Linked DNA regions of Homo sapiens: region 1 is linked to region 2. The links are chromatin contacts, found by Hi-C in ENCODE. All regions are on one chromosome and are shown on one strand. Each heading gives the region's core, a stretch centred on a gene start or an enhancer-like site at or near the end of the contact. The rest is flanking DNA. Distances are from core to core; before and after follow the strand shown.

What was found. Hi-C counts contacts between places; a loop is a spot of excess contacts on that map. Pooled maps may share reads with other maps.
Region 1: a loop to region 2 is called in a map with no recorded cell type, with 6 times the contacts of the local background. The contact joins two enhancer-like sites. A Hi-C loop is called at or near these places in 3 of 37 single-sample maps with no recorded cell type and 3 of 50 pooled maps.

Annotation. Positions count from the first base shown.
Region 1 is chr21:29,231,376-29,236,482 of GRCh38, reverse strand. All of the region lies in intron 1 of LINC00189 (long intergenic non-protein coding RNA 189), which reads right to left. Among named protein-coding and RNA genes, the nearest start is that of LINC00189, 40 kb to the right of the region's middle. RefSeq lists enhancers at 492-571, 2,247-2,346, 2,777-2,956. Within about 2 kb of position 3,147, at least 6 of the 41 ENCODE cell types and tissues checked have a DNase peak (open chromatin) inside an H3K27ac peak, as active enhancers do.
Region 2 is chr21:25,455,572-25,460,837 of GRCh38, reverse strand. All of the region lies in intron 8 of LOC105372753 (a long non-coding RNA gene), which reads left to right. Among named protein-coding and RNA genes, the nearest start is that of LINC00158, 27 kb to the right of the region's middle. RefSeq lists a silencer at 2,517-2,646 and enhancers at 3,126-3,415, 2,767-3,966. Within about 2 kb of position 3,922, at least 7 of the 41 ENCODE cell types and tissues checked have a DNase peak (open chromatin) inside an H3K27ac peak, as active enhancers do.

The DNA.
Region 1 (5,107 bases), core at 1,898-4,397, 3.8 Mb before region 2:
AATGAGAATTTCATAAAGCGTAAGTATAATACATCACACTCCATTAGGGGCTGGGGGTAGGGAACTGGAGGAGGTTGAAAAGGAGGGGCTCAGAGAGGAAGGAAGATGAGGGAAGTGATTAAGAAAAAACACTGACAAGTAGTGAAAACAAAGAACTTGCCTGGAGTGGATGCAGCTAAATGAAGTTTTCCTATGAGAAACAAGGTAAAGGACTCATTTAAAATGCCTGCAGGTAGACTGAAAGTTGTTTCCAAACACCGGATTGACAAAAAGATCTTAGAAATAGACAGAAAATGCCAATGCCTGTAGCTCTTTCTGACTCTTGCCAGTGGTCATGCTTTCATTTCCTCCCAAATCAGATCCTAAGTACCTATTCAGCAAAATAGAATACATGAGATCACAAACAGACACTTTCAACCACCAGAAACACAACTTCACTTAATTCTACAAATATTGTCAAGCTCCAGTGGGAGATGTTCTTTCCCCTGGCATTTGGTTGCGTTTGATTTTCACAAAATAGTGAACTTCTCAAGAGGAAATGCTTCTCTAGAGCTTGCTGGATTGATTTAGTCACTTCTCCCGACTGCCCCTCAGGGTCCCCATTAATTGCTACTTGGGGCAGACTATGACCAGTTTCTCTCGGCATAAACCACACAATAACCATGACAGCATAGCTTTGAGGGTTTACTAACCTGTGACACACTCAAACCATGCGAACTAAAGGGTTTCAAAAATCCTGAAGCACCTGAAATGTTTCTGAAAATGATTCTATGACCTGGCTATTAATAGGGATGAAAACAAGTTTGAAAATTAAGAGAGAATGAGAAGTTAGATGGGAAGTTGCATGCAACTTGGGTTCTTTCCCTGCAAAGTAAGGCAAAGCAGACACAAGAGAGGACTTGAGCTTACACTCATTTTGGAGGAAAATTCCTTGTGATGCTACCCTCCCCACATCCCTGGAGCCCCCACCCCACACCATAAACCTGATCCTTGAAATAATTAAAATCCACTTCTACAAAAGGGAAAATACTAAGTAGATTGATTTTAAACCTTCCACAGTAATGCAGTATGTATCAGGGCAACAGTGGTGTTGGATTGATACTAGGAGAGAAATTCAGTCTTTGCCAGAGCAGTGACTTTATAGCCAACTCCTCATCATGTCAACCTGAAATAATCTAAAGGGTCAGATTCCAATTTTAGAGAGTTTATTCAAGCAAAAAGCTGGGAATGGCCATTTCTGGATGCTCTGTCCCAGAGAAATGGGGGTAGTGCTCTGAAGTTAAAAGCTAAATTCTCTTTTATATAGGAAAAAGCAAAGAAATTTAACAAGATTACAACATTTTCAATACAGGGCCAGTTTATGAGTTACAACAAATTAATCAGTTTCTTTTCTTTTCTTTTCCATGCAGCTTGTTTTCTTTTCTTTATCGCTCCTTTTCATTTCCTTTTGATTTTAAAAGAGTGTGCTTAACATTCCATCTTGAGGCATTGAGATGGCCATAAAGTTTTTGTGTGAGAAGAAAGAGGTTAATCTATAATGAAAGTCAATAGTAAGAGGGAAGGGGTCTCCTCTGGCATCCTTCACTGATATGGACAGGAAACAGGGAAATACTGGGTAGAAGGGGGCGGTTCCCCAACAAACGGCCCACCCTCAAGCCTGAAGACCGGCAGCCCTAAAGGAGGACAGGCATTTCTGTTTTCATGGCCAAAATTTGCCTTTTGGCCTGCCATGCACCCCCCATCCTGCCCCCATACAAACCCAAGACCTTAGCGGGCACATACACAAGAAGCTGGACATCAAGACCAGCAGACCAGTGGACCAGTGAACCAGCAGACCAGTGACAGTGGAACAATGCAGCAGAGAAAGAGAGAAAAGGAAGGATGTCTGGACTCATAGGGGAGCTTGGCCAGGGGTGGCTGGAGAAGAGTTGGGCCGCTGGATGCCCGACTCCAGGGAAAGACCACCTTCCCACTCCATCCCCACTTCTGCCTCCCCATCCATCTCACTGAGAGCCACCTCCACCACTCAATGAAACCTTGCACTCATCCTTCAAGCCCATGTGTGATCTGATTCTTTCAGGACACTGGACAAGAGCTTGGGATAAAGAAAGTTGTCACGCTGGCCCCCTGCCCTCACAATAAGGCAGAGGGTCCGTTAAGCTGATTAACACACAAGCCGTCTGCAGACAACAAATCTGAAAGAGCTTTGTAATACATGCCTACATGGGCTTCGAGTGACACAGAGACCCACCCCTAGACTCTGCCGTGGGACAGGAGCCCAAAAGTGCTTGTACTGGCCTCTGCACCTGCCTGTCTGCATGCTCCTCCTTTGAGCTTTGGGGCGACCAAGCAGGTGAGCTACACCTGTCGCACGTCCTACAACCATTCACAACATTTTACAAAATAATGTAGGTAAGGGAAAAGACAATTCAGACAATCAAAAATATTACAAAAAGTTCACAGCTGCCTAGTTTACAGCTGCCTGTCTTGTGACTCAGGCCCCATAATTCACATTTCCTTATGGCTCAAAATAATTTAGAGTTCCAACAGCTTAGATTTTGAATCACTTATTTTCACAATCACAAAGCATAGTAGGAGTCCCAGAGAGAGAGCATAGCTCACACATAATCCAAAAGTCTTTTGTAGCCCATAGTTTCAAAATCACTCTCCCCAAGAAAGGTGAGGAAAGCTGGTATCATAGAAACCAAATGGGCCCGTCTGAGTTTCATTTCCCTCCCGCTGAGAGGTAATGATGAAACACCATACAAGTACTGCTTTGAAAAGCACCTGGATTCCCCAGGTTCTTTTAGATTACCTCATGGGAAATAAAATAGAAACAAATTTAAAACTATAACTAGGTTGGTTTTTTGTTTGTTTGTTTACCAGTTAAGACCTTAGGTAGGTACATGCTATGGGCTGAATTGTCTTCCTGCAACCTCCGCCAAATGTATATGTTGAACTCCAAACCTCTAGTACCTCAGAATGTTCCTGTTTTGGGACATGATAAAAGAAAAACTTCAGTCGGTTTAAATTTAAAGGAGTTTAATTGAGCAATGAACGTTTCACAAATCAGACAGCCCCCAGAATCACAGCAGATTCACAAAGACTCCAGCGCAGCCATGTGGTGGAAGATTTATAGACCAAAAAAAAAAAGAGAAATGACGTTCAGAAATTGGAAGTGAGGTACAGAACGGCTGGATTGGTTAGAGGTTGGCGTTTGCCTTATTTGAACACAGTTTGAGCACTAAGCAGTGTATGAATGGTTGAAATATGGCTGCTGGGATTGGCTAGGATTTAGCTATTGTTACAGGTGCATACTACTAAGTTAGGTTTTCAATTTTATCTGCCTATTAAGTTAGGTTACGGTTCATCCGCAAGGACTCAAATATAGAAGTAGGGAGTCCTTCTCAGGCTATAGTTTGCTTTAACAGACATAAAGGCTTTAAAGAGGTAATTAAGGTAAAATGAGGTTATTGGCATGGGTCCTAATGTAATCTGACTGGTGTCCTTATAAGATTAGGACACAGACACACAGAAGGAAGACAATCTGAAGTCACAGATCTACAAGCCAGGGAGAGGGGCCTCAGAAGTCAACCTGCTGACACATTGATCTTAGATTCACAGCTTCCAGAACTGTGAGAAAACAAATTTTTGTTTTCTGAGTCACCTAGCGTCCTTCTGGCACTTTTTTATGGCAGCCCTAGTGAACTAATATAGTATATTAACTTCTCCACAATTTTAGTGCATATTTAAAAATCCACCCTTAGGGAGTTGCTTACTAATCTGTCTCTCACTTTTAATGCTTTGTTGACGTCCACATTGCATCAGAGCCATGTCAGAATAACTGAAATAATAGCACAGCCAGTCTGGAGGTTTGGGCTGTCAGATTCGTAACCCTTGATCCAACTCTGTGGACATCATCGACATGTACAGTTTGTTACGATCTCCGCTTTACAGATATGAAAAATGGGGCTTGAAGAGGCTACAATACTTGTTCGAGTTCGGCAACTGGAGAAGGGAAGGGCTAGGATTTGAACCTAGATGGCTTGAGTCAGAGGGTGTGCTCTTAACAATTATGGGACACTGTCTCCCTAAGCAGGGAGGAGAGGAACTGTGATATTGAAACTGCCTTTGCAAAATTATGACTGAGACAGTGAAAGAGATCTGACCTAACCAACTCCATCTTCCTTCTAACCTTTAAGCTGTCCTTGTCCCTTCCTGGGCATAGACCGAGCTAACTTTGGGAGGAATTTATAGTTTACAACAAAGACCATAACAGCCCTTTCCCAAAACAAGCCTCCTTCTTGCCTGGGGACTAGACTGCCTTTATAGGACCAATTAGCCACAAGATTTGAAATTATGTTTTAGGACTTACGCAGCTGGAGGCTACAGGATTCTGACCCTCCCTAAACTGCTCATAAGATTAGTGCTTGAAATATTTTGCAGATATTTTGATGGATCAGCTGGCACCACCCAGACTGATAAACTGGCTCACCTGATCTTGTGGCCCCCACCCAGGAATTGACTCAGCACAAGAGGACAGCTTCAACTTGCCATGATTTCATCTCTGACCCAACCAAGCAGCACTCTCAATTCACTGGTCTTCCCCCACCCACCAAGTTATCCTTAAACACCCTGGGCCAGGCCCAGTGGCTCACGCCTGTAATCCAAGCACTTTGGGAGGCTGAGACAGGCAGATCACAAGGTCAAGAGATCGAGACCATCCTGGATAACATGTGAAACCCCGTCTCTACTAGAAATACAAAAATTAGCTGGGCATGGTGGCAGGCACCTGTGGTCCCAGCTACTCGAGAGGCTGAGGCAGGAGAATCACTTGAACCTGGGAGGCAGAGGTTGCAGTGAGCTGAGATCGCGCCACTGCACTCCAGCCTGGCAACAGAATGAGACTCCATCTCAAAAAAAAAAAAAAAGACCTGTGATCCCCAAATGCTCAGGAAGACTGATTTGAGTAATAATGAAACTCTGGTCCCCCACACAGCCGGCTCCGTGTAAATTATTCTTTCTCTATTGCAATTCCCCTGTCTTGATAGATTCTGTCTAGGCAGCAGGCAAGGTGAACCCACTGGGTGGTTACAATATATCTGAG
Region 2 (5,266 bases), core at 2,673-5,172:
CCATCCTGTTGATGGATGGTGGGTGAGAGAAGGGCTGGACACCAATATGACAGCCATATTCACTCCACTCTCCTAAATGGAAACGAGTGGCTGTCTCTGACTTTTTGAGCACAGAGATTCAGAGGAGGATGGTGACTGAGGAGGAAGAAAACATGGCTGGAACCCAAGTCACCTGCAGTTATTGACAGGGCCCTCCCCTGTACAGTTGTCTTTTATATTGGCAGGACACCTCTCTCCCTAATTATGTTCGGGGGAAGTTCTGCCCATACTTGTGCCAAGTTCCCAAGGTGGGGAGGATAAGAGCAGTAAAGGGATATTGTTGAAAGAGGGTGCATATACTCCAGGTATAAGCAGAAACTTTCAGGTGAGCCAAGAAATTCACCAGATGTCCAGGCTTCCCTTTCTTCCTCTCCCCACAGAAACAAGCACCAGTTTGCGTGTGGGGGTGTCACTGTCCAAAGATTTGCTAGGAGAAGAATATGGTAAGATAATATTTGAAGTTATTAATCTATGCTTTTTATTCTCTCTATACATATTTTTCTCTGCCTGTTCCTCCTCATTCAGGAAGGTAACTGGCCCTGGGAATTGTAAGACAGGTAATGTTCTGGCTGTTAATTTTCAGTTCCTTAAATCTGAAGAAGTCAGGCAACATTTCCAGAGCAGGAAACATTAAGGAGGATTTGTGGGCCTAGATGACATGTCTTGGCTAGAGGCAGGATGGAAGGTGAATTTTCCAAGGTAGAAAGAGATCCCTGTGGGAATAGGGGAGCGTAGGGAGGAGGAGAGAGGAATGTCAGTGGGAGTGAGTGGATAGGGTCAGTGCCCTGCTTCCAACTACATGAAGAAAGGGATGGAAAGAGCCTAAAGAGAAAGTGGATGCTTAGTGTTGAGGCAGATGAAACTAAGAGGAGCCATTCTCCCAATGGCAGACATTTTGGAATTTAAAATAAAAAAAAAAGGGTGCTGCAGGGAGCATTCTTGTGTCCCTGTGCAAAAGTGTTTCTGGATTTTATGCTTTAGAAGTTGACTTGCTGAGTCCTGAATTTCCAAGTTTACTAGATAGTGCAAAAATGTTTTCTAAATCATACCAGTGTACTCTTTCAACCTCTTATATTTTTCTTCTCAAATGTATGCTACACTGCCTTAGTGAAATGTCAATGTTCATTAATTACCAGTCATTAAGAATTTGTAAGTTTCCTATCCCTCTCCCCTACTTCCTTACCATTACTTGTCATTGTCAGCCTTTTGAAAATTTTCCAGTCTGATGGACATGAAAGAGTATCTTGTCTTAATTTGCATGTTTCTATTACCAGCAAGTGACAGCTTTTTTCCACATATCTTTGTTGGCCATATAGAGCTTCTCTTCTGTGAACTGAAGGTTTATATTTCTCTATCTACTGCACTTTTTGCAGTTTCCTCATTTATAGGATTTTTAAAATATTCTAGATTGCAAATATTTTTCAAATGTCTTGTAAATATCTTCTGTCACTTGCTTGCCTTTTAACTTGGTTTATAGTGTTGAATATATAGAAATTTAAAATGGTAATGTCATTAAATTTATTCTTTTTTATTTTGTACTTAATGGTTTGCTCTGTTATTTCTTTATTTCAATAGACTCAATTTTTTAAGAGCAGTTTTAGGCTCATAGTAAAATAGAGCAGACGATACATAGATTTCCCTTATACCTACCTCCACCCCTGCATAGGCATAATTTCCTTCATTTTCAATATCCTGCACCAGAATGGTACATTTGTTACAACTGATAAACCTTTTTATATTTTGATAAATCTTTTTTAACTTTAGTATTATGAGAGAGCCTCCTACATTTTCTCCTAAAATTTTTAAGGTTTGCTTTTAGTCTTTAATCCATGTGGACTTCCTGTTGGTATATAGAATGAAGAGAAACTTGATTTTCTGATACATTTTAAAATCTACTTCTAAATTACATGGGGCCAGACCATCCTACTAGCAGATTCACCTGTGTCCTCGCTGAAAGATTCAGGATAACAAAGCAGTTCATAACAGGTGTTAGGACAGGAGATTGTGGGTCTATCACTGGACTCTTGGATAGGTCTCAGAAACCAAAGAACAGGCCAGGGTATTACCAAGATTAGTGAGTGGCATGACTTTTCCATGTCAGGGATGTTGGCTGATTAGGCAACAGGGGCATTCAGATTGAAAAGAGATATAGCTGGCCTGTCCTTACAACTGGATATTAGGATCTGTCAAAACAACTGACAAAGCTGCCACCATAGGAGCAACTATGGCAGAACTAACACAGCCAAAGTGTTTTCCAAGCCAGTGTACACAACCTAAAGGAGAATATTTCCTGGGAAAGGTTTCATCCCTGTAAGATCATTAATTTATGCCATGTACACCGTAACATTTTTAAGTTCTTAAAAAATTTTAATGTAGTGGGATGTAGTAGAGAGAGGGAAAAATCATTTTTAATTGTTTGGTTGGAAAAATGAGATTCATATGTATTTCCCCCCCAAAACATAATACAATAAAAGTAATAAATTTTAATAATTTTTTTTTGAGACATAGTCTCACCCTGTCACCCAGGCTAAAGTGCAGTGGCGTGATCTCAGAGCTGGGATTACAGGCGCAAGCCAACAAGTCTGGGTAATTTTTGTGTTTTTAGTAGAGATGGGGTTTCACCATGCTGGCCAGGCTGGTCTCGAATTCCTGGCCTGAAGTGATTTGCCTGCCTCGACCACCCAAAGTGTTGGGATTATAGCATGAGCCACTGTGTCCGGCCCAATTTTAATAATTTGAGCAGGGCTCACAGTTTTTCCTATAAAAATTCTTCCTTATAAGTAAAACAACTACATGGGATTTCATGGCTATTTTGGTATTTATATAACTCTTTAAGGAAAATAAAACTTTAGTTATATATATAAAACCTTGAGTTATATAAATAACTTTGAGTTATATACAGTTATAATGGCATTATGTGCTCTAAAGCAAAATCTCAATGTCCATTGTCTCACTGATCATAATTAAAAAGTATAACCCAGAATCCAGTTTGTAATTTCCAAGATGACTATCACTGTAAGTATTTGAAACACAGTTGATCTTTGTAAAAAAATTTTTTAATGAAAATAATTAGCTGGGAATATCCCACATGTATTCTAAATCCCCCAGTTGGTTTAGGTAATTTTTCTTATTCTTCCACAACACATGGTATTCTTTCTATGAATGACATCAGTTTGGAAATACCCCGTGGTTTTCTGAGTTATAAATGGGTATCTCAGTATGAACTCCTGATTATATTATGATTCATACTTTCACTTCTGTTTTTTCATACTATCATTTTGAAAAAGTGAAAATGAAACTGTGTCTCACTGGCCAAGAGTTCACAAGGGAGATGGAAAAGCAGAGTTTAATGGAATGATTTTTAAAATATTGAAGGATTGTGGTCTGAGAATACTGTAAAAACCATTTCTTAAGGAAAAGCAATGTAGTTGGGATCAAAACAAAAAAAATGCTCTTTGAGAGTTTCTCTGGAACTTTAGAGTGTCTACTGTCAGAGTTTTGCTTCACATAAGAGCATTGATGAAGTAATAATTATTATACTTATAATTATTCAATTATCAAGTATTGATTTCTTCTGGCATTTATTTATTTATTTATTTATTATTTATGACTCTTTAAAAAATTGTTTTTCTTGGTGGAACTAGGTTATGAACCCTAGCATTTTAATTCTAGAATTTGTTCTCTTAAGTATCACACTGTAGTAGCAATTTGATGGTAACACTAAAGAAAGAAAGAAAGAAGAAAAGAAAGGAAGGAAGGTGTGGAAAGTCCCAGAATGACTGCAGGTCTGAGAACATTTATTCAAACTGCAAATTTTCTTAGGGCAGGGGTCACGCTTGCTCTGGCTGTGTTCCCTGCACCTCAGTTCCTGGCACATAGCAACGCCTGACAAATATTTGTTGAATAAATGAGTACAGTAGCTTAAAAGCAAATTTTTGTACTTCATGGTTTTCTGTAGAAAGCCACAAGAAAAAAATTTCATCTGAGGTCTCAGCATTCTAGTAACTGTGAAGTATTAAGACTTGTATGAGTTCCCCTTATGAGAGGCTTAAAGTATTAGTATCATGAGGTATGAGGTTTAAGGCTAGATGCCTAAATGGCGTCTCATTTTTTATTAAGCTGGACTTGTAGCATGGGAACTTTGCCAGGGATTATAACACCTTTATAAACATTAATGTGATTTTAAAAATTGTTAGCTTAGGCCAGGTAAGGTGGTTCACACTGTAATCCCAGCACTTTGGGAGGCTGAGGTGGGCAGATCCCTTGAGCCCAGGAGTTCGAGACAAGCTTGGGTAACATGGCGAAACCCCATCCCTGCAAAAAATACAAAAATTAGCTGGGTGTGATGGTGCACGCCTGTAGTCTCAGGTACTTGGGAGGCTGAGAGGTGAGAGGATTGCTTGGGCCCAGGAGGTGGAGGCTGCAGTGAGCTGTGATTGCACCACTGCACTATGGTCTGGGTGGCATATAGCAAGGCCTTGTCTCAAAAACAAGTTAAAAAAAACTTATTAAGAGTAAATTTGCCTCCTTGGGCTGCTTGTCACCAAATGGCCATTCTTAACAAATAATTACGTTTTGTGGGTCAATATGTGTTTTTAAATTTTATTTTATGTATTTATGTTTTGAGGGTGTCACTACTGTTACTCAGGTTGGAGTGCAGTGACACAATCATAGCTCACTGCTGCCTCAACCTCCCTGGGTTCAGATGATCCTCCCCACTCAGCCTTCTGAGTTGTATAGGCATGTGCCACCATGCCGGGCTGATTTTTCTTTTCTTTTCTTTCTTTCTTTCTCTTTCTTTCTTTCTTTCTTTCTTTCTTTCTTTCTTTCTTTCTTTCTTTCTTTCTTTCTTTCTTTCTTTCTTTCTTTCCTTCTTTCTTTTTCTTTTTTTTTTTTTTTGTAGAGACAGAGTCTGGCTATGTTGCTCAAACTTGGTCTCGAACTCCTGAGCTCAAGCATTCCACCCTGCCTCATCCTCCAAAGTGCAGAGATTACAGGGGTGAGCCACCATGCCTGGCAATATGTGTTTTTTAAATGAATAAATTAACTCTTCACCTTCAAATCTCCTCTTCCCAGACCAACTTTTTTCTCTACCAACCTTGCTTTGATGATTATATTTCAAATATACCAACTCCTTTAGGTTAAGGCATTGAAGAATGGTTTGTCTAAGAGAGGATATCACCTGTTTTAACATTCATTAACATTTTAAGATGGAATAGTCCAACAG